5 separate regions of the Mus musculus genome follow, and regions 2, 3, 4 and 5 are each linked to region 1. Evidence: chromatin loops called from intact Hi-C (ENCODE). Cell type or tissue: left cerebral cortex. All regions are shown on one strand. Links, peaks and the distances in the headings refer to the core of each region. The heading gives the core; the rest is flanking DNA.

Region 1 (6,214 bases), core at 509-5,508:
CCTTCCTCCCAGGCTGCAGCTCAGGGGCTGAAGGCTCTAAAGTCTCCCCTCCAGGTCAATGTCCACTGCTGCAGAGGTGAGCTTCACCCAGAGAAGAAGGTACTGAACAATGTTTTACACAACACCAGGCTTCCAAACTCAACAAAGCAGCTAGAAAAACAGACGTTTGGCTGAAAATAAAATACCCGTTTTTAAATATCCTCTATCAAACTGAGGTTCTACTAATGTGCATGCAGATATCATTTCCAACCTCCAAATTCTCCACTATAGGTCTGTGTTGCTTGAAACTTTCATCCACCTGCCTCCTCCATCCCTCAGTATTGGGATTACAGGTGTGTGCCATGCCTGGCTCCCTTCATGTTTTTTCTAACACAGTAGGAAAAAAAAGTGCTGCAAATAAGTCAGTCCAAACCGTGTTAGCTGCCCCAAAGATCAAACTCTACAAAAAAGTTTTTCCAGGACACTAACTCTTACAAATGGTTTAAGGGTGAAATTTTGGACCACCCACAAAACAAAGCAGCACACACAAATCACATCAACCCCACATTACCATTCTCTAGTGGGAGGACACAGCTGAGAGACATCGTAAGGACACAGTCAGAAAAAGTCCAGAAGCCATGGTCTTCCAGCTCAGAGATCAAAACGGAGTCACTCCTATGGAAGCTATCCAAACTGAAACTAAGTTGTTATCTGACCTTCAGAAAAATCAAAGACAACCACATTTCCCCAACAGGCCAGTTCAATCCACAGGACAAGAGTCCCTCAGTGAGGTGCTCTCACTCAGTTTTGATCCTCGGCGAACGCCATCCAGAAGTGACTGGATGTGGAACTAGCTGTTTTCCTATGGGATTTTCCCGGCTTCCACTTTTCGAGGGAAGCAACGTTCAGGCCACAGCTCCCTTTCATCCTTTGTCTTCAGCCCTCTACTGCCCCATAAAAGGAAGTCCCAGGCTCACTAAGAGCAGTATTTTTCAGAGTTCCCAAAATGAAAATGTGAAATGTGATCCTAAGGAGAGAAGAAGAGGGCACCTCATCCCTCAGAATGACAGACCGGCAGGGCCTCAGGCACAGGGCTGGCCGAGCATACCGCCTCAGACTGCTGTTTGCTCTGGAGCTGGCAATTAAAGACACTACCTAAACAGCCACCCAGCCTCTATCCACAGATTGGGGGCACATGCTGGGGGTGTATCCACAACATGAAAGAAATGCCTTCATTCCCTAAAACAACCTATTCTATTTAAGGAACGTTTACATGGTAGGTAGTTTGTTGTACTAGGAGGCAAAACCTGGAGTCCAACATGTATGTGCAGGACAACTGCTCTACCACAGACTTCTGACTTTTTGAAACAGGACCTTAAATTATACAAGCTGTCCTTAAACTTCCAACCCTCCTCAACAACTAGGGTTACAATCCTGTTACTAGGCCTGGTGAAGGGTGACCACCCTATCCTATGTAAGAGATGGGCAGCATCAGAGCTTAGCTATCCCAGAAAGGCTTAAAGCACCTCCTTTGAACACTAAAGTGGGCTTGACTAGAGAAATTCCATAGTGAAAATCTATTTTTAAAAAACCTTAAGCATGGCTCAGCGGTTAAGAGCACTCACTGGCTGTTCTTCCAAAGGACCCGTGTTTGATTCCCAGCACTCCCATTGTCTAACTCCAGTCCCGGGAGTTCAGAGCCCTCTTCTGGACTCCTTGAGCACCAGACACACATGTGGTACACAGACAAATATGCAGACAAAACATCCACACACATATATTTCAAAAATCCTAAGTATAAAAAGACAGCCCCTCACTCGATTGTACTCCAGGCGGAAAAAGGAGAGTGGCGCAAGGCCAGTCTAGAGTACAGGAGACCTCATACAAATTCACTTAGACTGAAAGCCTTTTGCTTGATCCATTTCTTAGGCATGTCAAAGTAGGATTTTAAAGCTAATTTCGTTTTACTTATTGAGAGAAACACTACACGTTTTTATAAACATAGCAGGCTACGTTAATACACAATTACCAAATCTGATAACGGACATCCTGTAAATCGTGTTCACCCATTAACTAATACTGAAGGGGTTAAAAAGGCTAAAGATGTGCCTCTTCTATCTTTCCAAAATTTCACCACCTCAGAAGTGCGCTCAGGATGTATAGGTAAAAAAACGTCTAAGATCCGGTTTCATTTTCACTCTCTAACAAAAGCTATGCAGAAGGCAATTACTCTCCATCAATCCTTTCAGGCTGCAGCTTCTTCCAGAAAATTCCAAGGAAAGTTAGTGAGGCATTCGCATTTCGATACGGATACCATCTTTCTCGCTAGTCACACTAAAATCCTTTACAACACTTGAACGAATCTTGTATTGCTTTTGGATGTACACGATAAATAAACAAGCCTTTAAACCAGAAGTAAGACTGCACGCGCGCGCGCACACACACACACACACACAGAGAGAAAAATCCTTACAAAACCCGAAACCCAATTCATAGACCATCGAAACCAAATCAATATAAAAACAATTGCGTAAACAAACTTTGAGATGCGCAGGCAACGTCGTGGATGACTGAAGCCATTTCTCAACCCGACACCCCCCGCCTCCCGGAAAGGCCCAGAACGCACCATCCGTGCAGGAAGCCGCCAGGGACCGCGACCCCCGGCGCTGCGCAGTATCCGCACCGCACATCTATCGGGCGCATTCGGGGAGGCAAACCCAAGGTCACGCAGGCCCGCGCCCCGAGCCCCCCAGGCAGGGCGTCACCGGGATGACCCGTCGCGGGGGTCCCGCCACGCCCCTCCCCCGCCCGGTTACGCAATGCCCCCGCCCCCGCCCCCCGCCCGGCACGGAACAAAGCGCGCGGGAAGCGGCCGCGGGGCTGGGGCAGGGACCCCGCGAGCGCCATGTTGGCGGGGGCGGCGGGGACCGGGCGGGGGCGACGAACAAAGGAACTCGCGCACGCCCCGGCCCCAGCCCGCCGCGCCCCGGCCCCACCGAGCCCGGCCGGCAGGGGGCGCTGAGGGGCGCCGCCCGCGGACAATGCGCCCGGGGCCCCGCGGGCTATGCTCACCTGGGTCCGCGCGCCGTGAGAGGCCCACTCGCTTCCCCCCTCACGGCCCTGCAGCCAGCCCCACGCGCGTCTCACCTGTCGGCCACCGAGGCTGCCCACGGGGCCGCCGTGGTTCGCTCGTGCTCCCCGCCGGCCCAGCCCGAGCCAGACGGCGCCTCCCCACCCCCGCTCCTCGCCGCGGCCGCCGCCCGCCCCCCGGCCGCCACGGCGCACGCGCACTGCGCCCGCCGAACTGCGACGGCCGCGCCGCCCCGGCGCCCGGCGCCGCCGGACGCACTGCGCAGGCGCGGGTGGGAGGCGGGCCCTGGCGGCGGGGGCGGGGCCTGGCGCTGCTCACCTGGAGGGTGGGGCGCGCACCCGGAGCGGCGAGGTACACGCTGGGGAGCCGCGGGCCTGGCGTAGAGCCGGCCTCTCTTACAAGCGGAGCAGGGTCGGGAAGACGAACGGAGAGTAGCGGGCGTTGGTATTTACTCTTGCACGGGAGGACGGCTTCCAGGAGCTATCCTGACTCTTTGTCCTGGGACCTTACGTCTGCTGTCTCGGGTAGCTGCCTGGCTAGCTGCGGAGATGCAGGAGGCTAGGTCACATGACCGTGCGCCGCGCAGGTGCACTTTCCTGCGGAGCAGCAGCTTTGGACTGCAGGACGCGAGCCCTTTAAAAATATGGATAGGCTCCCCCATGCTCCCTTGAAGACACACCGCCTTGCTGTACGCCGCACTGCGCAGTGGCTGAGGAACTAGGCTCAGCTTGCAAAGCTCAGGGCCTCCTGCGAACACCTGCTGAGGGTGGCTGCTGCAAACACCTAGCCTTGGCCTAGCTGCAGCCGCTGCTCTAGAAGTCACCCCGGGCTCCTCGCGAGGCTGCAAGCCAAGACTTCCCACGATCGCACGAGAATCCGTGCGACTCTGGTTCCAGTTAAGATCGCCTATTGAGGATCTGTTTGGCTGTGGGCAAGGAAAGAGAGAAAAAGAAAACGTCCGGGATGGTTTGGTTTGAGGGGAAGTGAAATACGGGACCTGAAGCTTCGTCTGGGTCTCCTTCCCTCCTTTAACCCAGTGTCTGGATCCAGGCGGTCACCGACCTGGTTCCTCGAGTGCTGTAGCACTGCCGCATTGTAATAAGCCTCCTGCCAGAGTGTTGCCAGGTCGAATTACAAGACGTTATTGGAAAGCCCTTTGCGCACTCCAAACCTGCAGCACGGCTCTTAGTTCGCTGTGCTCTTTGGGATTCCATTGGCACTTTTTTTTTTTTTTTCAAAATAAGATTGATATGTGCCTGCTCAAATTAAAATGCTTGTCTCAGATGACATTCTTGGCAGGAGCAACGTAGTCACAGACCGAAGAGAGGGCTAATTTCAGTAGAGATGCAGCCAGCCTGGAGATCACTGAGAGAAGATTAGCTTTTGTTGTGTTTAATGTTTGATCGTGGAGGCTGACAGGAACAAGGAAGGGTGTGATAGGGAAGGAGGCTGGAGTGACAGTATGGAACACTTCCGTTTCCTTGGTGACACGCCTGGTTTTTTTTGGTTTGTTTTTTTTTTTCTGTTCTCTAGAGGAACAGAACTTACAAAATGAATATATACATATGGAAAGAGTATGTATTAGAATACCTCACAGGCTTTGATCAAGTTAGTCCAGCAATGGCTGTCTACCCACAGAAGGTCCAGGAATTCAGTAGTTGTTCAGTACTGAAAGCTGAATGTCTCATCTGGTCTTCAGCATACGCTGGAATCTCAAGCAGGCTATAATGTGAGTGAAGGAATGGACTTGCTAGTGAGACAGCAAAGAGCAAAAACTTCCTTATTCCGTGTCCTTTAAATAAGCTGCCAACAAGTGTGCCCCAGATTAAAGGTATGTCTTCCTACCTCAGAAGATCCACATTAACCGTGTCTCTTCCCACCTCAAAAGGTCTGGATTAAAGGTATATTTTTTTTACCTCAAAGATCCATATCAAATGGTTTAATTAAGCAGAAATCCATCACTGGTGGGCCCATCCATTTTGGAGTTTTGATTCCTGATGTCAAGTTGACAAAAATGGCCTTCACATCTGCCTAGCACTTACTGACATTTTGGGACCTGGTAACTTGGGGAAAAGAGTATTGGGTTGTTTTGCTTGAACCAGGGCCTCACTATCTAGCTGGGTAAGCCCACGCAGGCCTGTAATTTAAGGTCTTCCTGTGTAAGCCTCCCCAATACCTGGCCTCGTGCATGGTAGGGCATTTGGTGTCATCCTTGGCTTCTACCTATCTGAGGCCACTTGCAGACCCAACTGACCAATCAACCCTTCAAGCCTTGCTTTCTCCCACTTCTTCACAACCTCAGGTTTAAATTTGCCTCGACTGATGGTCTCCAGCAACCTGTCAAAAATAACACGGGCTACATTCTAGATTTATGAATGCCTAAATTGGACTCAGGGACAGAGTTGGTTTTTGTTTTTAAGATGAGGTCTCATATAGCTCAGGCTGGTCAGAACTTTTATACAGCCAAAGACAATCCTGAACACCATTCTCGTCCACCTGCCGCTCTCCTACCAAGAGCTGGGGTGGCAAGCACATACCAGCTCACAGATCAAATTGCTGGGCAGTGGTGGTGCCGTGCTGTGTGTCTCAGCACTCGGAAGTGAAGGCAGGTAGATTTCTGAGTTCAAGGCCAGTCTGCTCTACATAGAGTGGCCCTGTCTTAAAAAACAAAACAGGAAAAAAGAAAAAAAAAAGTTCTTCGGACTTGGCAGCAAATGCTTTTATCTCTGCTGGCTTCAAAAACATTTCTGTGTAGCTAAAGCAAATGCAACAACTAGTGAATCCAAGTGATAGGTCTGTTAATTGTCCCTTCAGGCTTCTCTGACTTTTCTGAATAACTGAAAATTCTCGTAATATGACATTACTCAAATAGGTTCAAAGTTATTTTATGAACATTTAGTATCCTTAGCCAGAGGGCCTACATACAATTTTTCTCCCACCCCAAGCTGGTTGATTATGCCAGCTAGTTTTATGTCAGCTTGACCCAAGCTAAAGTCATCTGAGAGGGAATCTCAATTAAGAAAATGCCTTCATAAGGATCAAGTTCTAAGCATGAATTTCTGTAGGGCATAGTCTTAATTAGTGATTGATAGGGAAGGGTCCAGCGCTTTGTGGGTCCCTCCCTTGGGCTGGTGGTTCTGAGTT
Region 2 (6,214 bases), core at 721-5,720, 150 kb after region 1:
GGTCAGCCCCAGTTGGCGGTGCTGTTTAGAAGGTTGTGAAGTGTTTAGGAGCTGGCTCTTGCTGAGGGAGTGGGTCACAGGACAGGTTGATAGGTTTTGTAGCCTGGCCTTACTTCCTGTCCATTCTGCTTCCTGACTGTGTGACCAACAGTATGACCAGCCTCCTCATGATCCTGCTGCTATGCCTCCCCCACAATCCCACAACGATGGATAGAATCCCTTTTTTTTTGTTTTTGTTTTTTTTCGAGACAGGGTTTCTCTGTGTATCCCTGGCTGTCCTGGAACTCACTTTGTAGAACAGGCTGGCCTCGAACTCAGAAATCTGCCTGCCTCTCTGCCTCCCAAGTGCTAGGATTAAAGGAGTGCGCCACCACCGCCCGGCTAGAATCCCTTCTTGTTTCGCCTGTTTGTTGAGACAGGGTCTTTCTACGCATCCCTGCCTGTCCTGGAACTCACTATTTAGATCAGGTGACTTTAAACTCACAGAGATCTGCCAGCTTTGCCTCTTGAGGGCTGGGATTTAAGGGTCTGTACCACCATGTTGACTAGAATACCTTCTTAAGCTGTCAGTCAGAAGAGTCCTCTCTCTTAAATTGATTTTTGTTGGTCACAGCAATGAGAAAATTACTAATACACCAACTTCATCTAAAATGTTCAGCATTGACAAACACTCCAGGACACACTGTAAATGAAAACTTTCATCCTTGGGAAAATAGTTTTAAAGATTTGGTTTTTTTTATGTGTATGAATGTTTTATGTGTGTGTGTGTGTGTGTGTGTGTGTGCACGACATGTACACCTGCTGGGTCCCTGTGTTCTGGGGCTGTGAGCCACCATTTGGGTGTTGGGAATTAAACCTCTGCGAGTGCTCTTAATCACTGAGCTATCTCTCCATCCCTAACGAAATATGATTTTAAAGCTTATTTACTTTTATTTTATGTTGTATAAGTATTTGTCTGCGTGCGAGTGTGTGTATTACATGTGTGCAATGCCCATGGAGGTCAGAAGAGGGCGTTGGATCCCCTGGAACTGGAGTCACAGGTGGTTGTAACTTTTATGTGGGTGGTGAGAAACAAACAGAGTCCTCTGCAGGAGTGTGCTCATAATCACGGAGTCAACTCTCTGGACCTGGGGAAGTGATTTGAAAACACAGAAGGAATTTGAACCTAAGAAATCAAAGTTGGATTCCAAATAACTTAGTTTTTAGTGGAAAAACCAAGAAAGTCCTGTGTGATTTGACTGGTCTTCTAAAGAGAAATTTTGTTGTTCTAATGGGTTCTCCTTTTTCTTCCTGTGTTGTCCCACCTCCAGCTCTGGAACAGCCCTTCAGTCTTTACAAGCTTCGCATGGTCTGCTCGAAGAACACAAAGTGGCACATTAACTCCTGTGTCAGGGTAATGCGTTCTTTACTCTCATCTTCTGATTATTTCCTGGGAGAAAAGAGAATTCTTCCTATTTTACAATTTCGAAATATGATTTTGTGACAGACCAGTTTTTTCAGAGTTTATGGGTCGAACATCAAAAAGGAACCATCTAGTCCGAGGAAGCTCTCTTTCTGTGTTAGACAGAAATGGTCCCCAGGGCCAGTGAGATGGCTCTGTGAATAAAGGCCCTTGCTGTCAAGCCTAGTGACCTAAGACGCACATGGTGGAAGGAGAATACTCACTCCTGCAGGTTGTCCTCTGACTTCCATATGTGTATTGCAGCATGAGGGTGGCTACACACACACACACAAAATAAACGTACAAATGCAATAAAAATTGAAAATAAAACCTGTACAAATGTAGATTTTCAGTGGAGCTAAGCCAGGTCTTGCTATATAGCCTAAACAGGCCTGGAACTTACTGTGTAGGTTAGGATCACCTAGGACTTATGACCCTCCCATCTCTGTTACCTAGTGCTGTGTGGTTTAATTATGCATGGTGCAGGGAGTGGCACTATTAACTATTAGAGGTATGGCCTTGTGGGAGTAGGCATAGACTTGTTGGAGGAAGTGTCTCTCTGTGGGTGTGGGCTGTCAGACTCTCTAGATGCCTGGAAGAGGCAGTCTTCTCTTGACTGCCTTTGGATCAAGATGTAGAACTTTCAGCTCCTCCTGTTCCATGCCTGCCTGGATACTGCCATGCTCCCACCTTGATGATAATGGACTGAACCTCTGAACCTGTAAGCCAGCCCCTATTAAATGTTGTCCTCTATAAGAGTTGCCTCGGTCATGGTGTCTCTTCACAGCAATGGCAAGCCTGAGTAAGACAACATGCTACTGTGTGTTTTGAGAAAACAGAAAAGTCACCCACATTTTGAAGCTTCGCTGTATCAAGCAGGCAATGAGTTAAATTTAATTTGCCCACTTATGTTTCTGCTGCCTGGCAAGTAGATAGGTAGGGGACCTCATGTTTGAACAAGATGTCCTCAGTCATTTGTCTTACGCTTTCTTAGATTTCATTAAAATATTCATAAAAAAGAAGAAAATATGAAACAAGTCGAATTAACTAAGAATTAAGGGAAATGTTTGTGTATACTTGCTTGATTCTCACATCTGACAGTTCATGGGCTCCAACGGAACCAGCTCTATCCAAGCAATTGGCACACGCTACCTTTTGGAAATGCAAATCAAAACTACCTTGAAACTGGGCACAGTGGTCTTTGCCTGTCATCCCAGGATTCTGGTGGCTAATGCAGGAGGGTCGCTGTGTACTTAAAGCCATCTTGGGATACATGGTGAGAACCTGTCTCAAATTACCCCCAAACAGGTAAAGTCATGCACTGAGATTCCATTTCACTAGTCAGGATGGTTACCATGAAGAAATCAGTGCATGCTATCAACGACGTGTGCCAGGGGAGGAATCCATTTGCAAAGTCACTAAGAATATAAATTAGTGCAACCAAAGTGGAAATCAGAAAGTTTCTCAGAAATGAAAAAGGAGAACCTTGGTAGGTCTGGCTCACCTACCCCTGGAGAGCTAGATTAAAATACAACAATACTGCTGTACCCATGCTTATCGCTGCTTCATATTCGACAGCCAACGGATGCAATTAGCATAGGTGTCCACCAACAGATGAACGCATAAAGACATAGAGTTTTAGTCAGCCTCAAAGAAGCGTGGAATTGTATCATTTTGAGGGAAATGGATGGCAAAAGGATCTTTGATGGAGCATTGAGTGGTTAGACCACCACGATCCAACTGTTTCTCAATTGCACCACCATCTGGAGACCAGGAACCAGATTCAATACAGGAGCCTTTGGGCTGCCTCATGGTTTGGATACGATTCATGGATATCTAGTGAAGGATGGATGAAAAATGTGACCAGTGATTAAGAGGAACTCAGTCCGGCATCTCCCCAAGAGCTACCGTGAGATGTGCACAGCCCAGTAGAGACAGAAACTTCATCGACCAGAGTATCTGCTTAACAGAGATTGAAATAGGAATGATCTCATTTTGCATGAGTGAGCTCCTCTTTCAGCTCCACGGTATGCAGTGCCAGGGATGGTATTGGGGCTCTGTGCATGCTGGGAAAGCTCTCCATCAACTGGGCTACATACCTAGTTGTTTGATTGGAGACGTAGGGTTGGAGGAGCAGAGAGTCCCACCTCTTGCTTCAAAGGCAGCTTGGAGAAGACTAGCTTCCAGGCAAGTAGGAAGAGGGTCTTAAAACCCACACCCACAGTGACATACCAACAAGGCCACACCTTCGAATAGTGCTGCTCACTGGGCCAAGCATATACAAACTGTCACCACATCTTTGTTTCTCATTCTAGTTCACTTGATGTCCTATCCCTTTAATAAGAATAAAGAAAAAAAATAAAGAAAACCCCACCAAGAATATTTTAGCAGTACCCCCCCCCCCATTCTCCACTTGGATGGAGCACACAACATTCTTTTCAGATACTGTAAAACACTGGCTTTGCAAAAAGTAGGGGTCACATCCCAAACACAGTCCTTTTTTTTTCAAGGTCATTATTTATTTGTTCCTCTTAAAGACTCATTTTTGACTGGACTCAGACTTAGAAATAGAGGCTCTTAGGGAGAACAGCCTACGTCTCTTGGCAATCTGTTCCTGGCGCTTTTCTTTGGCTTCCTCCATTCTCTTGGCCAAAAGTTTAGCGTAATCTGCAGCCTCCTCCTTGTTTTTCTTTGCGTTGTTTCTTCAGAGAAATATGTCAGCGTTTGTGTTGCAGGACCCGTAGAGTAACAAGACATTGATTGAATCTTGGGTGCTTTGGTCCTGGGCTTCTTACCTTCTTTGTTTAAGGGCTTCCTGACAACATACTGGCGGACATCATCTTTTTGGAGAGATTAAAAAGCTTTCGGATTCTACTAGTTCTTTTAAGTCCCAACCGACAAGGCACAGTAGTATCTGTCAGTCCAGGAATATCCTTCTCTCCTTTCTTTACAATGACCAAGTTGAGAACACTGAGATTAGCGTCCACAATGCATCTGCGAACAGACTTGCGCTTCCTCTCTCCAGTTCTCCTTAGTCTGTAACAGGAATGCCCCCTATTCAACAGCAGGCGCACTCTGCCATGGGTCAGAACACCTTGCTTCATGGGAAAACCTTGCTTGTCATTCCCACTGCTGATCCGGACCACACAACCCTTTCGCTCTTCACCAAGAGCAGCAGCAGCAGCAATTTCTGTATCCATGCGCTTCTCATAGAACGTGTAAAGCTTGCGTTCGTCATCCACTTCAATGCATTTCTGACAGCCAGTGGCAGGGAAGGAGATGTTTAGCTTCATCTTGACACAGCTGATGGCCTAGGAGGCGTCACAAAAAAGAGAGCCCCAACACAGTCTTTCAATTTAACCCCCAAGAGAAGCAACCATTATCAGTCCTAGAGACTGCATGGACACTTCCATGAAGACAGTATCTAAGGTGTTTGTGTTGTCGTAGCACAGTGTGTGACCCCCATGTTCACAACCACAGAGACTTTGCAGAGCACCATTGATGTGTGTCTCGAGCCTGTGATGGGAACACCAGCAACAGAATGGCTTTGCTTTCCTGGTCACCAGCATCAAAGCTTTTTTCACTAAACTTTCTTCCAGGTTATGAGGAACGTGTGAATGTCAGGAGAGGGGATGAAGGGGTCTCACAGCGAGTGCCGGTCTGAGCTGAAGCATCCCTGGGAGAAACACCTGAGGATGTGTAAGAGGTGCTTGCTGTTCCACACCCATATCACCAGATGTGTCACACTACAGTTTTGTCTCTAAAATGCTTATCCTTTTCCTACAGTGCCACCTGCTGTCAGCTTCTAATATTGCAGTCTTCCCCATTGCTTGATCCACTCCTGGCCTGAGGTGAAATCAGAAAGGGAAGTTACTCTCTCACTACAGCAACTGTTGGTGGAGCACTTGGCACAGAAACACTAAAATGTACAGTGAAGGAGGAGGATCAAGGATCTTAAGGTCACCCTCTGCTCCAAATCCAGAAATCATCTGTTTCCTTCTAATCTAATAGAATGCACACTAGGTGACCTCAGGGAGTTATCCAGGAAAATTGAGCAGGATGAAAGTGCCAGACAGAATGGTGCACGCCATATTCTCAGTTACTCAGAATTCTGAAGCAGGAGGATTAATTGAACACAGGAGTTTAAGGCCAGTCTCTTAAACTAGCCAGAAATGGTGTCTCCTACCTGTAATTCCAACACCCAGGAGGCTTAGGTAGGAGGGTAGGAGTTGAAGGCCAGAGGGGATTCAAAGCAAGTTATAGGCTTTCTTGAACTATATAATGAGTCCCTGTCTAAAAAAATGAAACAAAAACCCCTGTATGTAGAAAGATAGATGATTGATAGACAATATAGACAGATATTTGATAGATAAGAGACAGGTATATATGTGATAGACAGAGGATAAGAATAGATTAAGTAGATTATCAGTGATATAAGATAAATAAATGCTTGATCATGGATAGTAGCTAAAAGGTAGATAGATAGACAGACAGACTGATCTGGCAACATAAGCAGAGGAAGAGAATACAGACTCTGTCTACTGGCTGGTTGTGTGTCAACCTGACACAAGCTGAACTTATCACAGAGAACGAAGCCTCCCTTGAGGAAATGCCTCCATGAGATCCAGCTGCAAGGCATTTTCTCAATTGGTGATCAAGGTGGGTGGGAGGTCGGGGGTGGGGGGTGGGGGTGGGGGTGGGGGTTGGGAAGGGCCCCCTGGGCTGGTAGTCCTGGGTTCTATGAGAAAGCAAGCTGAGTAAGTCAAGGGAAGC
Region 3 (6,214 bases), core at 371-5,370, 140 kb after region 1:
ACAGCCTCAAGGGCTGTCCTGAAAGTCCCAGTATTTACTGTTTTTTGGTTGAGACATTAGCCACACCTTCACCTCCTGGACTCATGCTGTCTGATTATCATGGAGTCGTTAATGTTAATGGGGGGGGAGGGGGGAGGACATTCCATAAAGTAAAGACTCCTTTTGCTTTCAGCAGTCATCAGACACTTTTGGAGGGCCATGTTCCCTGGCTCTGTGCCAGGGGCAGGATCCATGTCATTCTGTCCCCATCAAGACCATGCCAGGACCCAGCAGCAAGGATAGATTCTGGGTTCATGGTGGGGTACAGGATGGAGCCCACAAGTGAAGAGAAAGCCCTAGAAAATCCTAGTGTACCCATAAGAAGACAATGCTGGAAGCTGCTGAGTGTAGAGAGCATGGGACTATGCAGTGTGTGCCTTGTCGCAGGGGCTGCCATTGAACAAGGGGCCACTGGGCCTTGCCAACTTGTTGCTGAGTGAGTTGCAGCCTGGAGGGAAGAGAAGCAGAGGGTGGCATGGCAGGAGCACTCTGTCTGTATACACGGAGGACAAAGGGACAAGGGGACACGCAACAGAAAAGCTCCCCGAGGACGAGGGCAGGTCATAACAGGACGTGACATCATGACCTAAAACAGAGAAAAAAAATATAAAACTAATTTCCCCAGAGGGTGGGAAGAACGAAGGGAGGTGGTTGGGGAGAAAGATAATTGGTTATGAGCGCTTGTTGTTCATGCATGAAGGTGAGGGGGGTGGGGTGGGCACAACGGACCTGGGTTTGATTACCAGTAACCACAACTGTCGATAACTTCGGTTCTGAGGAGTCCAGTACCTTCTTCTGACCTCCCCAGGGACCAGGTCCTCACATGGTACATAGACAGGCCTCTGAAAAAATAGTCATACACATAAAATATAAAATAAGATTAATTAAAAAAATAACAATGAAGAATTTTATTTTCTGAACAGAAGTTGAGTTTTCGTTTTTAAAATATTTCTGTTTGTACCTCCTACACACAAGGACCACAGTATGCACCCCTGAGACAGAAACAGCTGAGCAGTAGAATCAAGAAGAGTTTCCTCTTGCTTAGCCTGGTGTCCCCAGCCACCTCCAAAATGAGCAGGTAGCCGTAGGGACCAAGCAGAGTCCTGCTCCCACCAAAAATGGCAAGACTTAGTGCCAGCAGGAGGTGAGGGGTGGGGGAGGGGTGTTTTCTGGTGAGGCCAGGAGTTAGCTGGACCCCACCAGGTAGTCAAGTGAGCTCCTAACCCTGACGGCGCCTCCTGCTGAGCACACAGGTTGTTGCTTGGTGACAACCACTTGGGACTCTAACTAAAGGCATCCCATTTACTGGAAACCCACAGATGCACGCAGGTGGCAGCAGGCTGATTGACAGCCTCTGGCTGCTCTCCCTGTGGTTCCCTCCTTTCTGCAAAGCCCATCCTTTAACCCCAAGCAAGAGCTACACAGTTACAACCTTTTCTTGAGACCCCTTTGGCTGAGTGGAGCTCTAGTAACAGTCATCTTTGAATGGCTTCATGGTCTCAGGAGGCTCTCCCTGTTGCTTAACATAATTCTTTGCCTTTCACATTCATTGTTGCCTATGGGTTTCATTCGTTAGACATGAACAGGTGTTGGGCTCTGCTCTTGGGAGCTCTGATGGCCTTGACTGTCCCAAACTTCTGCACTCTTCTGGGTATATATTTTTTAAAAAGTTCATTATTATTACTATCATTCTCATCATCACCATCATTCTCATCATCATGGCTATTCGTGTGCATGATGTATATATGTGTGTCGAGTCCCACTCGACCAGCAAGAAAGATGCAAACACCGGTTCTTCTTTAAGCAGTTTACTCAGACAGCTACTTACTTCAAATCCCCTGCCTCTCTAGTTACAAGTGTTTTTCTCCTCTCCAGCCACAACCACGCCCCCACCAATTACCACAGGTCACATCACCTCACCAGGCAGGCTTTCTCAGCCAATCAGGGATTAAGGGCGGGCCATCCACCAAACATGGGCTTGTTTACTACCTGGAGCAGACTTCCATCCTGCTGACCAGGAAGTCCGGAATGGCTCCCTACATATGTGTGAATGTGAATGTGGCTACCATGTACGATGAAGCATATGCAGAGGTGAGAGGACACCATTTAGAAGATGGCTCCTCTTACCTTGTTGAGGCAGGGTCTTTCTTGTTTTTTCTTGCTTGCATATTTCAGGCTAGCTGACGTTCGGGCTTTTAGCTGATCTCCTGTCACTGCCTCCCACCTCAAACGAGGAGTGCTGGAATGACAGATGAATTCCACATCTGGCTTTTTGCCATGGGTTCTGGGGATTGAACTCAAGTTATCAGGCTTGTGAATAAAGCCATTTCTTGTGGGCAATCACACCCGCAGCTTTCCTGACACTGACATCTCATGCCTGAAATCTGTATTCCCACACTAGCCTCCAGCTTGGCTCTCACAGCACCAACTCAGCTTCGATTGCTTGCAAAGGCTTGGGGCTGCTGCTGCCATTGGACCGTCAGCCCGTGACAGTTATCCCAGATGAGCTGCTCACTAAACATGAGCAGAGATACTGCCTGCTAACAGAGAGGACTTAAGGGTCTCCTGATAACATCCGCTCATCCAGGATCTAATAAAAATACAGCTGTCATAACAGAACCGGGGACAATTACAACTGGAAAAAAGAAATCAGGTTCTGCTGCCAGGAAGAATCAGATACTGGAATTGTCTGGCAACGATCTTAAAGAAGCCATCACGAAAGTGACAGTACATGGTAAATATAGCAGTTAAGAGAACTTGCTGCTTCTGCAGAGGACCTGCATCCCAGCACCTACGCAGAGCAGCGCAGACACCGGAAACTCCGACTTCTGTGGACATGGCGCCCTCTTCTGGCCTTCTCATGGATCTGCACGTATGCATATGCAAGTGCACACAAACACGCATACATGATTTAAAAAGAAAATATTTTTTTAAAAAGAGTAAATCCAATTATGATTTACAAATGAAGAAACAGATTTTAGCAAGAAAACAGCACTCATACCAGAGCCTAGAGGAAGTGATAGAATTGAAGATTAAACTTTGAAACAAAAGAATCTCTCTGGATGGGCTCAATAGAAGAATGTATATTATATGTCAGGGGAAATCAGAGAAAGCAATAGAATATGTACGATCTGAAAAACAGAGGCGAAAAAAACCTAAAATGAAAAAGTGCAGTGCATTAGGGGCCAATGAGAATGCAACAAAAGATCCGACACTCACCTCTTAGGAGTATGCTTAGATATGCTAAGTGACCATATAATAGTACAGGCTTAACAAAATTCATGACAAGATATGTTATATTAATATATTAAGCTAAATATGCTGAGGGACCAGAACATGTCTATGATTTCAGTGGGGACTGTGGCTGAAGCATCACCAGTTCAAGGCCAGCCTGGGCTGCAGAGTGAGACTTTGTCTCAAAACAGAAAGGAATAAGACACAGAGAAGGGCTGGGGATACACACACACACACACACACACACACACACACACACACACGTCATAAGAAGATATTCTTAGGGCCTGGAGGTGACGCTCAGTTGGTAAAGCGCTTGCCTAGCATGCATGAATCCCCCAGTTCAAGCCCAGCATTCATACACTGACTATGGTGGCACATGCTGGGAATCCCAGTCCTTAGGCAGCCGTGCGTGGCAAGAGTGTCAGAAGTTCAAGGTCAGCCTGGGTTATATGAGACTCTGTCCTTAAAATATAAATAACAGGAAGGAAGGGAGGAAGGGAGGGAGGAAGGAAGGAAGGAAGGGAGGGAGGAAGGAAGGGAGGAAGGGAGGAAGGAAGGAAGGAAGGGAGGGAGGAAGGAAGGGAGGAAGGGAGGAAGGGAGGAGGAAGGGAGGGAGGAAGGAAGGAAGGAAGGGAGGGAGGAAGGAAGGGAGGAAGGAAGGAAGGGAGGGAGGAAGGGAGGGAGGAAGGAAGGAAGGAAGGGAGGGAGGAAGGGAGGGAGGAAGGGAGGGAGGAAGGGAGGGAGGAAGGGAGGAAGGGAGGGAGGGAGGAAGGAAGGGAGGAAGGAAGGGAGGGAGGAAGGAAGGAAGGAAGGGAGGGAGGAAGGGAGGGAGGAAGGGAGGAAGGGAGGGAGGGAGGAAGGAAGGGAGGAAGGAAGGGAGGGAGGAAGGAAGGGAGGAAGGGAGGAAGAAAGGGAGGGAGGAAGGAAGGGAGGAAGGGAGGAAGGGAGGAAGGGAGGGAGGAAGGGAGGGAGGAAGGGAGGAAGGGAGGAAGAAAGGAAGGAAGGAAGGGGGGAGGTGGATGGACCGAGAGAAGGAATAAAAATCTAACCATAAGAGGCCACACATGTAAATGAGAATGGAAACATAGGAGAAAGCATTTGACTTTGGGCTTAAGAATTCTTAGACCAGCCGGGCGTGGTGGCACACGCCTTTAATCCCAGCACTGGGGAGGCAGAGGCAGGCGGATTTCTGAGTTCGAGGCCAGCCTGGTCTACAAAGTGAGTTCCAGGACAGCCAGGGCTACACAGAGAAACCCTGTCTCGAAAAACAAAAACAAAAACAAACAAACAAACAAAAAAAAGAATTCTTAGACCTAGGCCCCGAAGTGTGACCCGAAAGAGGAAAGGTGGATAAGCAGGAGCGCATTTCATGATAACACTTTGGTTTCAAACAAACAAACAAACAAACAAACAAACAAAAAACTGCTAAAGGAAGAAAGAGAAGGCACAGACCCGAAGACCACATTTATCAATCCCTGGTTGGGAAAACAGTCTTGTAAGCCTGTAAGCTCAATAGAAATAGCTGATGGGAGACCGGTGACAAGCGTGAGTGTTCATGTTCACTGGTGGCCTTTGCAGATGGTGAGTGGGACAGATGTCCATCCTTGCTCACTGCCAAGGTACAGTCATCAATGCAGAGAGCAGATCCGGTGTAGCAGACTTGTGACTGAACACTATTTTCTACAATAAGCTTATTGGGGCACAGCCCCGTGGGAAACCACGCAGTCCCTGTCTGCTTTCATAACTGAAGCCCATAGCATCTCTCGGGCTCACGCTTGTGTTCTCTGGTATTTTGGTGCACACACAAAACCACAGTCTCACCATGACAACGCCACAGGAGGGTGTCGCTACCTTAACTGTCTCTTGGCCCCCAGTGTTCATCCTTCCTGCCTTCTTTGGTGTTCTCCAAATCCTTATTTATTTATTTATATTTAAATATCAAGTCACGTGTTTTCACTTCAGTAAACAAGGTTGGTTGTCCCAACTGCACAGGATACACTTGTTCTCTTGTCCCGACCCCCTGGCCCAAAGACTTATTTATTATTATACATAAGTACACTGTAGCTATCTTCAGACACACATGAGGAGGGTGTCAGATCTCAATACGGATGGTTGCGAGCCACCATGTGGTTGCTGGGATTTGAACTCAGGACCTTCAGAAGAGCAGTCAGTGCTCTTAACCGCTGAGCCATCTCTCCAGCCCTCCAAATCCTGATAAAACACTGACATTTTTTTTTTTAATAGACTCTGGAGCCTTTTCCAAAATACCATGCAGGAGAACTCAGATGTAAGTAACCTTTTCAGACTGTTCCCCCCTCCCAATGGCGGAAGACTTTGTTGGTTTTGCATACTTGTTTTGTTTTCAGACAGAATCTACATAGCCCTGGCTATCCTGGAATTTACTGTCTAGACCACGTTGGCCTCTAACTCTCCTAAGCTCCCTCTGCCTCTCAGGGCTGTGCCTCTCCAGGGCTCTCAGCTCATGTCTTTTTGTGCTGGTTTAGCTCATTCCCCTTCACAGCTGAGTAACTGGGCAGACACACCGGCTTTCTTTCCTTTTGAGTCTCATTCATCTAGTATGGGACATCTTGGTCGTTTCTCCATGCTGACAACGAAGGAAACCGCTGCGCGTGAACTTATCTGGAGCCTTTCAACTCTTTGTTTCATCACCAAGGAGTGCTGGGGCAAGGGTGGTATTCAACTTTCTGAGGCACTTCTTCCTCATGGTCTCCCCAAGTAGCCACACCTGTTCACATTCGCACTAGCACCGAATGAGTCAGCTGCTATCTTTGCCAGGGTTTGGTGTCATCTGTGTTTGGGATCCGGGCTCTTTTACCAGGGCTCAACTGTTGTCTTGTAGCTGCTTAGTGTACGTTTTTTTTTGCTCATCTGTTCGTTTTCTGCCTCCGCTTCTTCTCTGGTGAGATGTCTAGTCAGA
Region 4 (6,214 bases), core at 775-5,774, 540 kb before region 1:
TGCCACTACTCTGGTAACCCGAGTCCAGCCCAGAGGACACAAACGGTGAAAGGAGATAAATGCCCCTACAAAGCTGTCTCCTGTCTTTCCCTCATGCCAGAACACAAGCACCTCGCCCGATAGATAAATGTAAATAAATAAAAGGAATTAAAGCTCTTTCTCTGTGCACGGTTGACAGTTCTTTTACCTTCTGTTTACTAGTGTGTGTTAGATTGGCTCATTGTCACTAAGTTCACTGTTGCCTTTCAGTGTATGGAATATTAATTGTACAAAATGAAGGGCTACATCGTATTTTCTTAACCGTGTATCAAACTTGTTACTTGCTTATAGTCACTAAAAATACTAAAAACTAAAAACAGAACTGTCCTAGGATCTTGAGATACTTGACAAGATGCAATTTAAAAACGAACATTGGATTTTACTTAGAAAAATTCATGCCATCTAACATCACACTGACTCCCTTGCTTTTTTGTGCGTTCCTCTTCTCTGGTCTATTGTCCTCATAAAATGAATTGAGGTGGTTTTCCTCTTTTTCCTCTTTTTTTTTTTTTTTTTTTTTTTTTTTTTTTTTTTTTTTTAGTATTCAGACCAACTTGCTTAAAGATATAATTTATTTTGGTGTTATATCAATATATAACTCAAAAGCAGTTGTTTGTTTGTTTGGGTTTGCTGAGACTGGGTCTATGTAGCTGTGGCGTTTGGAAGCTCTCTCTGTAGATTAGACCCACCTGTCTCTGCCTCCCCAGAGCTGTGATTAAAGGTCTGTGTCACCACTCCTGGCTTAGCTCAACTATTTAAATGATCTTTTCTAATCCCTCTAAAAGTTCCAGAGTTTGGGACGTGCTACGATCTCATCACACCTCTGGATCTACCTGGTTATCTGTCCAGAGTCTTCTTCTAAGTGAAGCATATAGATGGGAAAGGGAGCTAAAATTATTATTATTATTATTATTATTATTATTATTTTCTTTGAGACAGGATTTCTCTGTATAACCCTGGCTGTCCTGGAACTCACTCTGTAGACCAGGCTGGCCTCGAACTCAGATCCGCCTGCCTCTGCCTCCCAAGTGCTGGGATTAAAGCCGTGCGCCACCACTGCCCGGCTAAAATTATTTTTTATTGCCACCTTAACCAACTAACTCCCAGTACTCTTTCCTGCCGAGCCATCTTCCCGGCCTAGGGAGGAGCTTGGTAGAAAACAGATTTATAGTAAACACTGTCAGAACACCAGGGAAAGCTTTACAGAAGCTCCAAATGACCCATGGCCAACACAGAAAGCCTTCCATATGTCCACTTTAAAAACTGGAATAGTATTAAGATGCCTGTTGTTGCCATGTGCAAAAATGATCTCATCTTGTGTGCTGTGATGTGAAAAAGATTTCGACACTGCTGTAGTTTATAACCCAACAGTGAGATCTTTGTGGAGAAACACAGGAGTCAACTTGCCTCGGTTAGAAACCATGGGCATCAACATGGAAGAACATTGGGTATGCCTGTGAGGGGTTTTCCCAGAGGGTTAACTGGGCAAGGCCTGCTATGAATGTGGGCAAACCAAAACTACCTTGAGTCTCATTTCATTTCTATGAGAAAATGTCAAAATAACAAATGCTAGCCAAATGGGGGCACAGTTTGCCAGGGTAATGTACACAGATGCTAGCAATATAGTGTAGCCTCTATGAAAATCAATATGGTAGTTCCTAAAAACTTAAAAATAGAGCTGTCCTATGATCCAGTTGAATACTACTGGCTATACACCTGAAGGACTAATTTGGCATATGACAGAGACATCGGCACATTCCTGTGACACCATTCACAACAACCAAGATATGGAATCAGACTACGTGTCTGTCATATACCTGTGTGTGTGTGTGATAAATTTTATTTATAAGTAATGAAATTATGTCATTTAGAACCAGATGGGACTAGAGACCAGTATATTAAATGAAATGAGGCAAAGCCTTCTAAGATACATGTCCATGAATTCTCTTAGGTGGACCCTAGATGTCTCTAAAAGGTATATACACACATGTGTGATATGAAGGTAGATAGAAGGAGGAGGAAGAGGAGGAGGAGAACTTAGGGGTACAAAATAGTAATGAGGAACTAAGGAGCAAAGTGCACTCCACACACTGACAATGCCAAAATGAAACCCATTATTTTGCATGCTGGAGAGATGGCTCAGTGGTTAAGAGCACTCACATTCTCCCAAAGGTCCTGAGTTCAAATCCCAGCAACCACATGGTTGCTCACAACCATCTGTAGTGAGATCTGATGCCCTTTTTTGGGGTGTCTGAAGATAGCTACAGTGTATTTACATATAATAAATATTTTTTTGAAAAGGTACTTCCCAAAGGGTTATAGAGGTACACCCCTGTAATCCCAGCACCCCAGAAGCTGAAGAAAGAAGAAGTAGATAGGTAATGATTAGCTATGAAAGGGACTAAAGCTGTCCCAGGATAATTTAGCCCTGGATTGGCAACATTACAACTCTGCACAGTGACCAGTTCTAACCAGTCATCAGTTATCTGAGTAAGACTTGTAGACTCTTTAACATTGGTGCCATTTTTTTCGGTCTGAAAGTTTGGATGAATGTGTGTGGTGGGAGTGGGGAGGGACTGGAGATTGCCCTCAGGGCCTGGTACAAGCCAGGCAAGCACATGTGTTCCCCGTCCTGAATCTGGTAGGTGTCCAGGGGAGTACACTCACCCCCACTCATGGTTTCATAGGCTTTTTCTAGAACTCATCTCATCGACACAAGCAGCTGTCTCTAAAAGTTTGTCTTCATAACTGCCACTTTGTTCTGGATCCAGAAGCAAATGATAGAACTCATAGTGTATCATCACTATTTCTGGTCATCTTGGAGATCAGATGCCAGGAGCTGTGTATGCAAAGCAGAAAATATCCATCAAATTATGACTGGAGGGTACTACACCACCAGAGGGCAGCCTCGATAAGAGGAAGAAGTAAGTAATGTTGCTATCTGCCTGCTTGCCCTCATTCTCACCGCCTGGTTCTTCTACCCTGCTGCCGGGGCCTCCTCTGCTGGTGAAGAATGAAAAATTACTGGCCTCTTGTGAGAACATGAACTTTCACCTCGGAGCCCACCCCCTCCCATCTGGAAAACATACTTGAGAAAAACATTTTCTGGAACAACCACAGAATGTTTCAACAGGCCAGATGTATTGCCAATCACAGGATATGACTCTTTGGTTGAGTAAACTTGTGGTTGTTAAACTTCCCCTATTCCCTCCCCATTCCCCCTCCCAGTTTGTGGTTTTTTCCTTTAAAAGCTTGTGAAAAATTTGAGTCGTCGTCGTCGAGACTCCTCTACCCTGTGCTAAGGTGTATGAGTTTCGACCCCAGAGCTCTGTGTGCTTTCATGTTGCTGCTTTATTTCGACCCCAGAGCTCTGGTCTGTGTGCTTTCATGTCGCTGCTTTATTAAATCTTACCTTCTACATTTTATGTATGGTCTCAGTGTCTTCTTGGGTACGCGGCTGTCCCGGGACTTAAGTGTCTGAGTGAGGGTCTTCCCTCGAGGGTCTTTCATTTGGTACATGGGCCGGGAATTCGAGAATCTTTCATTTGGTGCATTGGCCGGGAAACAGCGCGACCACCCAGAGGTCCTAGACCCACTTAGAGGTAAGATTCTTTGTTCTGCTTTGGTCTGATGTCTGTGTTCTGATGTCTGTGTTCTAATGTCTGTGTTCTGTTTCTAAGTCTGGTGCGATCGCAGTTTCAGTTTTGCGGATGCTCAGTGAGACCGCGCTCCGAGAGGGAGTGCGGGGTGGATAAGGATAGACGTGTCCAGGTGTCCACCGTCCGTTCGCCCTGGGAGACGTCCCAAGAAGAACAGGGGAGGATCAGGGACGCCTGGTGGACCCCTTTGAAGGCCAAGAGACCATTTGGGGTTGCGAGATCGTGGGTTAGAGTCCCACCTCGTGCCCAGTTGCGAGATCGTGGGTTCGAGTCCCACCTCGTGTTTTGTTGCGAGATCGTGGGTTCGAGTCCCACCTCGTGTTTTGTTGCGAGATCGTGGGTTCGAGTCCCACCTCGCGTCTGGTCACGGGATCGTGGGTTCGAGTCCCACCTCGTGTTTTGTTGCAAGATCGTGGGTTCGAGTCCCACCTCGTGCAGAGGGTCTCAATTGGCCGGCCTTAGAGAGGCCATCTGATTCTTCTGGTTTCTTTTTTGTCTTAGTCTCGTGTCCGCTCTTGTTGTGACTACTGTTTTTCTAGAAATGGGACAATCTGTGTCCACTCCCCTTTCTCTGACTCTGGTTCTGTCGCTTGGTAATTTTGTTTGTTTACGTTTGTTTTTGTGAGTCGTCTATGTTGTCTGTTATCTAAGTGTCTAAGTGTGGCACCGCTGAATTTCTGTCTTTGTTTTTCAGTTCTGAGATTGTGGGTTTGAGTCCCACCTGTGTTAAATAGCGTTTGGCTTGGCTGGTTGTACAAGTCCAGGCGCGGACGAGTGTGCTTAGAGATACTGGTGTCTTCTTTTTCTCTGTTGCTATCTTGTTTTTGTTTGTGGTTTACGGTTTTTGTGTGTGTCTTTTGTGTCTCTTTGTGTTCGGACTTGGACTGATGACTGACGACTGTTTTTAAGTTATGCCTTCTGAAATAAGCCTAAAAATCCTGTCAGATCCCTATGCTGACCACTTCCTTTCAGATCAACAGCTGCCCTGCCTCCCACTCCAACTCCAGAGAGCAGCCAGCGGGTCACAGTGGTCCCGCCCATGGACCTAGACCTAGGGAAAAATGAGCTCGGAAATCCGGAGCAAAAGAGGGGTGGTCCCTGAGAAGTCAGTGGCCTGGATGCTGTGGCTGCTGAAGAAAAAAAGAAGAGGAGGCTGTGCGAGTAGCCGGCCAAGAGCGCCGCAGGTTCCCAGGCAGCTTCTCATTCCCCTGTCCCTCCCATCCCGTCTCTTGTTAACAGAAAAACTGCTTTCACTTTAAGATAAGTGCCGGTTGCAGCCAGCTGTGAGAGCTGCACTCCCGTCTCTGCTCTAAAGTTCCCTCTTCTCAGAAGGTGGCACCACCCTGAGTTGCTGGCAGTGAGTCTGTTCCAAGTTCCAGTGAGGGAGGCATCCGCCCACTTGGGGCTTCTGTCCAAGGTAAGGAGCACCTGTGAGTCTAACTGCCAGGCTCTGATGGGGGTCTCGTCTCTGTGGGACTAGAAAGTATCCCAACAATCTGACCAAGGTAACAGGAAGATACAAAAGCAAAGAGAAGGACAGGTTAAGTTGGTAAGAAAGTTAGTGTAAGTAGATAAGAAAGTGCAGAAGAGGAAAAACAAAGGAAGGATAGAGGTCTGCAAAAAAGTGAGCTAAAAGCAAATCTTCAGCAGACTCAGGAGAGATAGATGACAGTGGCAATTAGAGAGGTCTAAAATGAGAGAGATACTCTGAATGAGAAATATTTAGAGGAAGAACCAGTAAATAAGAGTCAGACAAGAAAAAGAGTTAAAGAAACATAAGGCTGACAAAGACAGAGACCAAAGTCAGAATCAGAGCTGTGCTGTAAGACAAAAAGATAAGAGAAATAAAATGCTGGTCACAAAAGTCAGGAAAATTAAAAAAACTTAGATAGTACCTGGCAACAAAAGAAAGCTTTTGGCTAAAGATCAACGTGTATACTGTAAAGAAAATGAGCACTGGGTGAGAGACTGCCCCAACAAAAAGAAGAGGAGCCCCCCTCATGACCAAACCCTTCACCTGTTCGTGGCTAAAAGTAAAGAGATAACAAAAGGGGTGCTAATACAGAAGCTGAGTCCTTAGAAGAGTCCGGTGGCCTACCTGTTAAAGCAGCTAGAAAAAGAGACTGTGTTTCATACTCCTCCACCGACCAGTGCAAAACAAGCTAAAAAGTTCCTGGGCACTGCGGGCTTTTGCAGATTGTGGATTCCAGGTTTGCTGAGTTAAAGAGATAAACAGCCCTTCGTATATAAAAATAAAGAACAACCTTGGATGTCCTTGGATGCTATTGAGACTGCCCTAATGTTATCCCCAGCTATGGGACTCCTAGATGTGACTGAGAACAAAGGTATTGCCAAAGAAGTTCTTACTCAGAGATTGGGACCCTGAAAAGGATCTGTGGCATACTTGTAAAAAATTAGACCTGGTGGCTGTAGGATGGCCTGCTTGTCTGCACATAGTGGCTTCTGGTCAAGGACGCAGATAAATTGACTCTGAGACAAAACTTGGCACATGTCCT
Region 5 (6,214 bases), core at 728-5,727, 54 kb before region 1:
AAGAACACAAGTTATCCTCAGAATCCAAACAAGACTGTTTTATAACACAGGATTCTTCCTCAGTATTGAGACAGGCTGACTCCATGACAGGCTTCAAATTGGCGGTTCTGGAGACTAGGCCTAAAATCTGTTTCCAAGGACTGGGCAAGTCCAGGCCTCAAGCTGCCCAGCCACCTGTTCTGAGGCAAGGCCAATGGGTCAACAGCGGTTTCCAGACGGCCCCAGCAATAGTTTCCAGCACTCCACGCCTCAGCAATGGTTCTGGAATGTCCCTAGAGACAGAGCCAGCAGATTAAGATAGAGGTCACCTATCCCCTCCCTGGAATTCCCCTAATGTGCTTTAAATCGGGCCTGTGAGCTCACTCGGGTGCCCCTATCTTGGAAGATGGTAGACCCCAGCATGCTGGACTTCTCCAGAATAAAACATTCTTTGCTTTTGTATACTACTTGAGCCCAAGGTATCATTCTTTGGCGAATCATGAACCCTTACAGTATTGCCATTAAAGACCATCAAAGGGGTTCTCGATAGCTCAGCTTTAAGAATGCCTGCTGCTCTTAGAGGACTGCAGTTCTGTTTTGAGCACTCACATCAGGCAGTTCACAATTCCCATAACTCTAGCTTCAAGGGATTCCCACTGGCTTCCTTGAGCACTTATGAGCACACAAGTACACTCTCTTGCACACTCACTCACACACACCCCTTAAAAAAAAAAAGCACAAAATTATGCTTAAGTGATTTTTTTTTTATTTTATGTATGAGTATACTGTAGCTGTCTTCAGACAGACCAGAAGAGGGTATCAGATCCCATTACAGATGGTTGTGAGGCACCATGTGGTTACTGGGAATTGAACTCAGGACCTCTGAAGAGTAATCAGTGCTCTTAGCCTCTGAGCCATCTCTCCAGCCCTGCTTAAGTGATTCTTAACTAAGAATTCTTAGTGTTAACAAAGTTGTACAGAAAAAAACAACAACAACAAAAACCAAAAAAAAAAGCGGGGCATGGTGCCACACTCCTTTAATCCCAGCGCTTGGGAGGCAGAGGCAGGCGGATTTCTGAGTTCAAGGCCAGCCTGGTCTACAAAGTGAGTTCCAGGACAGCCAGGGCTACACAGAGAAACCCCGTCTCGAAAAACAAACAAAACAAAACAAAACAAAAAAAAAAAAAAAAAAAAAGAGGAAGTTGTACAGACATCATTTTCAACTTAAAAACTCTTGTTACAAAGGAATCTCTTTTCTTGGGGGGAAATAATTGTCTCAGATGAACAAATCATGTGTTTATTGAAGGCCCCTAATATTAACTGTGAAAAGAAAATTTAACTCAGTTCAGAACTAAGCCACCATATAGATGAAATCAAAGCTACTCTTCTTTTTACAGTGTAAAGAAAACATCAACACAGCCCTGGCTCACTGAAGCCCCACGTTAACAGCTTCCTTCCTCAAGATATATTAACCTTTCCACAACGAGTTGGATGAAATCTCACAGTATCCCCATCGACACCATCAAGCTAGCATTTCCTCACAGGTAGGGGGGAGGAGGAGGGACAAGGATTAAGTAGTGTACCTGCAATCCTAGTACAGAGAGGCTGAGGCAGGGGGAAGAGTCTCAAATCAGATTGGGATACACAGTGAGAACCTGTATCCAAAAAAAAAAAAAAAAAAAAAAAAAAAAAAAAAAAGATAGTTTGTCCAGTCACCCTGAATATGGCACCCAGAAAAAAAAAAAACAAAAAAACCCAGCACCTTACTCTTCGGCCCCACTTGGATACTATAAAGCCAGAGCGGTTTAAGGGATGAGGAATTGTGGGCCAGCAAGCTGTTGTGGTGGGTGAAAGTGCTCCCCACACAAGCATGGACCTGAGCTTGGACTTCTAGAACCTATGAGTGAATGAATGAATGAGTGAATGAATGAGTGAACGAACGAAAGAACGAACACTGGGTACAGCAATATAACCGCTGTGCTGGGAGATGCCAAAAGGTAGGTCCCAGAAGCCTGTTGCAACAGTAAATCCCATTCAGCAAGTTAATGTATCAAAACCCAAAGCCAGACGTGAGGTGGGCCAAGTGAGATTCCCCCATGGACTCTAACATTTGAATACATGCTCTCTGGTTAGTGGCACTATATTAGAGTGGGTATGTGGGTAGGTTTAGGAGGTGTGGCCTTGCTGGAGGATGGGCTTGGAAGTTTAAGACCACACTCTATTCCTCATTGCTTGCTGCTCCAGGCACCACACAGTGACCCTGCCATGTGATGAACTCTTGACACCCTGGAACCCTAACCCCAAACCCACCCCTTCCTTCTAGAATTTGCCTTGGTCATGGTGCTTTATCATAGCAAGAGAAAAGTAACTAAGACAGAAACTGGTACCAAGTCAGAGTACTTGTGGGAAAGCCCTCACCATGCTGGCTTCTGGGTGAAATGTGGAAGACTCTGTCTGGCACTTTGCACTAGAAAAATGGCTGAAGGCTGTAGGCAGAGTTCAATGGGGAATATCCTAACCAAAGCCTGGACATCAGTAGTCCTGAGGATCCGAAGGTTTCGGAGGGGAGCAACATCAGCAACGAGGCTGACGCCATTCTTGTGGTATTTTGGCAAAGACTGTGGCTTCTTTCTACCCATGTCCTTCATGAAGGACACACAAAGGGGTTGTGCAGTCCTCCTCCACAGTATCAGAGAGCCACTGAGGCCCTCCCCCATACACTTTAAAAAAGAAACTTCCACATCCTATAGACAGAAATGAGAATTTGGGGGTTTTTCTGATAGTCATGGGATGGACTGGAAGCGCCCATGTTTCATGCATGACGAGAGTGAAGGACAGTGCACGTGGGGCACCAGAGGAGTCGCCACTGGGACCGCCTAGCCAGCAATCGGCCTGACCAGGGTTCTGAGGATCTGGAGGAACACTGTGGCTGCTAGCCAGCCAGCACTCTGTTGTACAGACTGCCAACCCTTTTAAGCTTTTGAAGTACTACCGCAGCGTCTACTAAGGCAGCAACTGCAAGCCATTTGTGTTTTACTTTCCCTTTCTAAGAGCCACACTCCAGAGCTGCTCTCTCACAAGGACTGGGATGCCTGTTGGTACTGGCTCCTCCGTGCAACACGGGAAAGAACCCTGGATGTCACAAATGTCACACATCACCATCCACTCTAGCAGTGACAGTCCCGGCAGAGCCGCCTAGCAAGTCTGTTCACGTAGCAGCACTCAGAGCAGGCACCATGACGCACTGACCTCTGGATAGCTTTACTCTGTTTCTGAAATTTAGCAAAAATAAGTTTATTCTCTCACAAACAGACAGTCCTATTATTTACATATAAAAGAACTAAGTGTTCAGAGATGATCAAGAAAATCCTGTAAGAGGCTCAGAAATGTTTTAAAGAGCAGAGCCCAGTGTGCCAAATCCCTGCCAAAGGCTAGTCCTTACAAAGCCCTGTTCATTTATTTATCTGTGAAGTCCAGCAGCTGCCCATCATGGCTTCCAAGTCGCTCAGCATAACATCAGGGAACTCCGCTGACAACTTCTAAACATGTCACAGAGACTGTGGTTCAGTGAGGACAGTGCTTGCCCAGCAAGCATGACGTCCTAAGTTTGAGTCTTAACATAAATCTGGCATGTTGGTACACACTTATAATCTTTGCATTTAGGAGGTGGAGACAGAAGGACCAAGGTAGTGAGTTCAAAGCCAGCCTGGAACACAACAGACTGTCTTATAAGACAAACCAACCAAATCCTCCCAAAACATGTAACAGAAACAATCTTAGAAGCCATTTCTTCTGTCTCTGAGGTTAGATGATGTCATACTTTTATCAGTTCACATTATTTGCAAAAACACAACTAAACAGAGAAATAGCAAGATTAGCCACATACCTATTTATTTCGCTCCATTAAGGTATTTTGACTGAGTAAAATGACGCGTATATAAATTGGCCTTGAATCCTTTCTCTTCAGTCAGCTTCCACAGTTCTGGCGCAGAAACCAAACTCTGAAGTCAACTTATGATGGACTAAGTCAAAGGAGCCACGACACTGCAAGAATCAGGATGAGCCTATTCAACCACTGGGCCAGCAAATGCCATGTGGGGCCATGCAGGTAGAAGATCCTCCGTGCTGGTGGGCAGGAACTGTGATCTCACCTAATGAAGCATGCGGCCCAGAGCAGACCCACCTGCTGTGGCTTATTGGCTCCAGTCTTAACCAATCTAAAGACAGCTGTCGATCAGGAATGACTGGTTCTCTGAAACATTGTAGCTGAAAACCGGTGTGGGCACAGCATAAACATTAGAGAAGGCATGCGCTGGACCTAAGAAATTCCCTTCACGACATAACTCTTTAAAAATAACACTGGAATCAGGCGGTGGTGGCGCACGCCTTTAATCCCAGCACTTGGGAGGCAGAGGCAGGTGGATTTCTGAGTTTGAGGCCAGCCTAGTCTACAGAGTGAGTTCCAGGATAGCCAGGGCTACACAGAGAAACCCTGTCTCGAAAAACCCCCCAAAAAATAAAATAAAATAACACTGGACTAGGCATGATGGTGCATGCCTGCAATTGTAGCACTCAGGAGGATCAGGAGTTTGAAATCAGCCTGGGCTGTGAAATCTGGTGTCCAAAATCCAAAATAGGATAGGGAAAGAATATGGTCTAGAAAGTATCTTCTACAAGAGAAGGACCCGAGTCAGGATTTCCAGGACATATGTAAAAAGTCAGCGGTGGCTGCACAAATCTGTAACCCCAAAGTGAGGGAGTTGAGACGAGCGGGCTAGGATCCCTGATGCTCACTGGCTGGCCGGTCAGCCTAGATGAACTGGTGACTTGAAGCTTCAGTAGGAGACTGTCAAATACAACAGGGAGAAATCAAGACAAACCCACCTGCCTTCTACTTCCAGGCCCTACTGGAGTTACCCACACTAACAAGTACACACAGAGAATACACACAAAGCCACCGAATGAGCAAATAAATTGAGAGCAACTCTGGAACCAGTTCTTAAAGTCACAGAGAAACAAAAGGCCTGAATCCTAGAGGCCAAGAAAACTGTGGATCAAGTTCAACACACTTCCGTGCAAGGGGTGGCGGTGACTCACACCTGTAACCTTGGCATTCAGGAAAATTACGGATTTGAGGCCAGCCTGGGGTAACATGAATCTTTACCTCAAAATACAGGCATATAAGCATGCATTATCTTTCTAACCATCAACTCCTAAGTCCTTTAAAAAAAAAAAAAAAAAAAAAAAGATCCAGGAGGCATTAAAGTACTGATTACTGAAGTAATTAATGATTAAGCCTAAGGCCTCAAGAGACCTAGACAATACAGGGTAAAGTCCACACTCCTCTAAAATACCGGATAGAGTCTCCATGCCTTGCTCTGCCTTGCTCTTCAAAGGAGGGAGAAAAGGGTTATTAGTAATAAAATGACGAAACACTCCAAAAGGGTTGTCAGCAAAGCCCTTACAAAGAAAACATCTCCTCAAGCCTCATTAGTATTAAACGCTTTTGTCATCAGTTTAGCTTCCCAGTCTTCCACAGAGCCACAGCTTATTTAAATACATACCCGATTCATTGGCTAGGAGTGCCCAACCTTCAGACTACATTTTATTACTTTTTCCAGAAAATATTTACTGAGCAGTATCTACTGTACATAGCACAGTGACTCATGTGCTAGATAGATTCTGACAGGCCTGGCTGCAGCCACTCACTGTGACCCCAGTAGTACCAAGCCCTGAAGCCACCAAACAACCATTCTAACAGCAGAAGAATGCAGGAAATGTCTCTATCTTAGCCTTAAACACAGTTTACATTGGTCAGGATAAATACAGAGACACTAAAAAAGATTCTATTTAAGAACATTGCTCACTCTCTACTTACTGTGTGGATTCAGATTCCCATGGGGCAGAGCACAGGTGCTAATAGCATCTTACACTACCAAGTCTCACCGACTTGTATTTAAGAACAAAAAGCACTGGAGGCAATATTTGAAGAATGGGTAGGTATGAAAACACTCCACAAACATTACCGAGTTCTATGTACAGTGATTGCTTGAAGTTTAAAAGTCGGGGTTAACTAACATTTCTTATTAATGTCAAATCAAAACATCAACAGTTAGATCCGAGATGACAGCAATGCCGGCCCAGATCAGATGGCACTGCTGTCACCGCTCAAGCAAACCTTCATTTCCTTCTTTTTCTATCAACCCTGACATTTCCATGTGGTGGAAACACTGCC

What was found. Peaks named below come from ENCODE experiments on the same cell type or tissue, not always from the same donor. Only the 100,000 strongest peaks of a DNase experiment are listed, where the experiment ranks them.
Region 2: it touches region 1 in a loop (5-fold over the local background); 26 of 42 quality-filtered maps call a loop at or near these places.
Region 3: it touches region 1 in a loop (2.4-fold over the local background); 24 of 42 quality-filtered maps call a loop at or near these places.
Region 4: a loop joins it to region 1, with 2.7 times the contacts of the local background. A loop is called at or near these places in 5 of 42 quality-filtered maps.
Region 5: a loop joins it to region 1, with 2.1 times the contacts of the local background. A loop is called at or near these places in 9 of 42 quality-filtered maps.

Annotation. Positions count from the first base shown.
Region 1 is chr13:51,097,903-51,104,116 of GRCm38, reverse strand. Spin1 (spindlin 1) reads right to left here and starts at 3,237. Exons shown (of 6, transcript NM_146043.4): 1 at 3,127-3,237. It overlaps 9430083A17Rik (RIKEN cDNA 9430083A17 gene), which reads left to right and starts at 3,390. Exons shown (of 1, transcript NR_029463.1): 1 at 3,390-6,214. In left cerebral cortex, for the core only: a CTCF peak has its summit at 2,992 (motif pointing right); DNase peaks (open chromatin) are centred at 3,421, 3,646, 4,492, 4,744 and 1 more place; H3K4me3 peaks cover 3,124 bases; H3K27ac peaks cover 2,277 bases.
Region 2 is chr13:50,948,742-50,954,955 of GRCm38, reverse strand. It overlaps the pseudogene Gm8779. Among named protein-coding and RNA genes, the nearest start is that of 1700048B10Rik, 18 kb to the right of the region's middle. In left cerebral cortex, for the core only: CTCF peaks have their summits at 3,193 and 5,246 (motif pointing left); DNase peaks (open chromatin) are centred at 3,246, 4,102 and 5,232.
Region 3 is chr13:50,960,937-50,967,150 of GRCm38, reverse strand. No RefSeq gene overlaps it. Among named protein-coding and RNA genes, the nearest start is that of Gm32613, 28 kb to the left of the region's middle. In left cerebral cortex, for the core only: a CTCF peak has its summit at 2,880 (motif pointing left); a DNase peak (open chromatin) is centred at 2,858.
Region 4 is chr13:51,635,900-51,642,113 of GRCm38, reverse strand. Gm52049 (a long non-coding RNA gene) reads right to left here and starts at 2,878. Exons shown (of 3, transcript XR_003950639.1): 1 at 2,707-2,878. In left cerebral cortex, for the core only: a CTCF peak has its summit at 2,936 (motif pointing right); no DNase peak of the experiment used is centred there.
Region 5 is chr13:51,152,608-51,158,821 of GRCm38, reverse strand. No RefSeq gene overlaps it. Among named protein-coding and RNA genes, the nearest start is that of Nxnl2, 15 kb to the left of the region's middle. In left cerebral cortex, for the core only: no CTCF peak of the experiment used is centred there; a DNase peak (open chromatin) is centred at 3,017.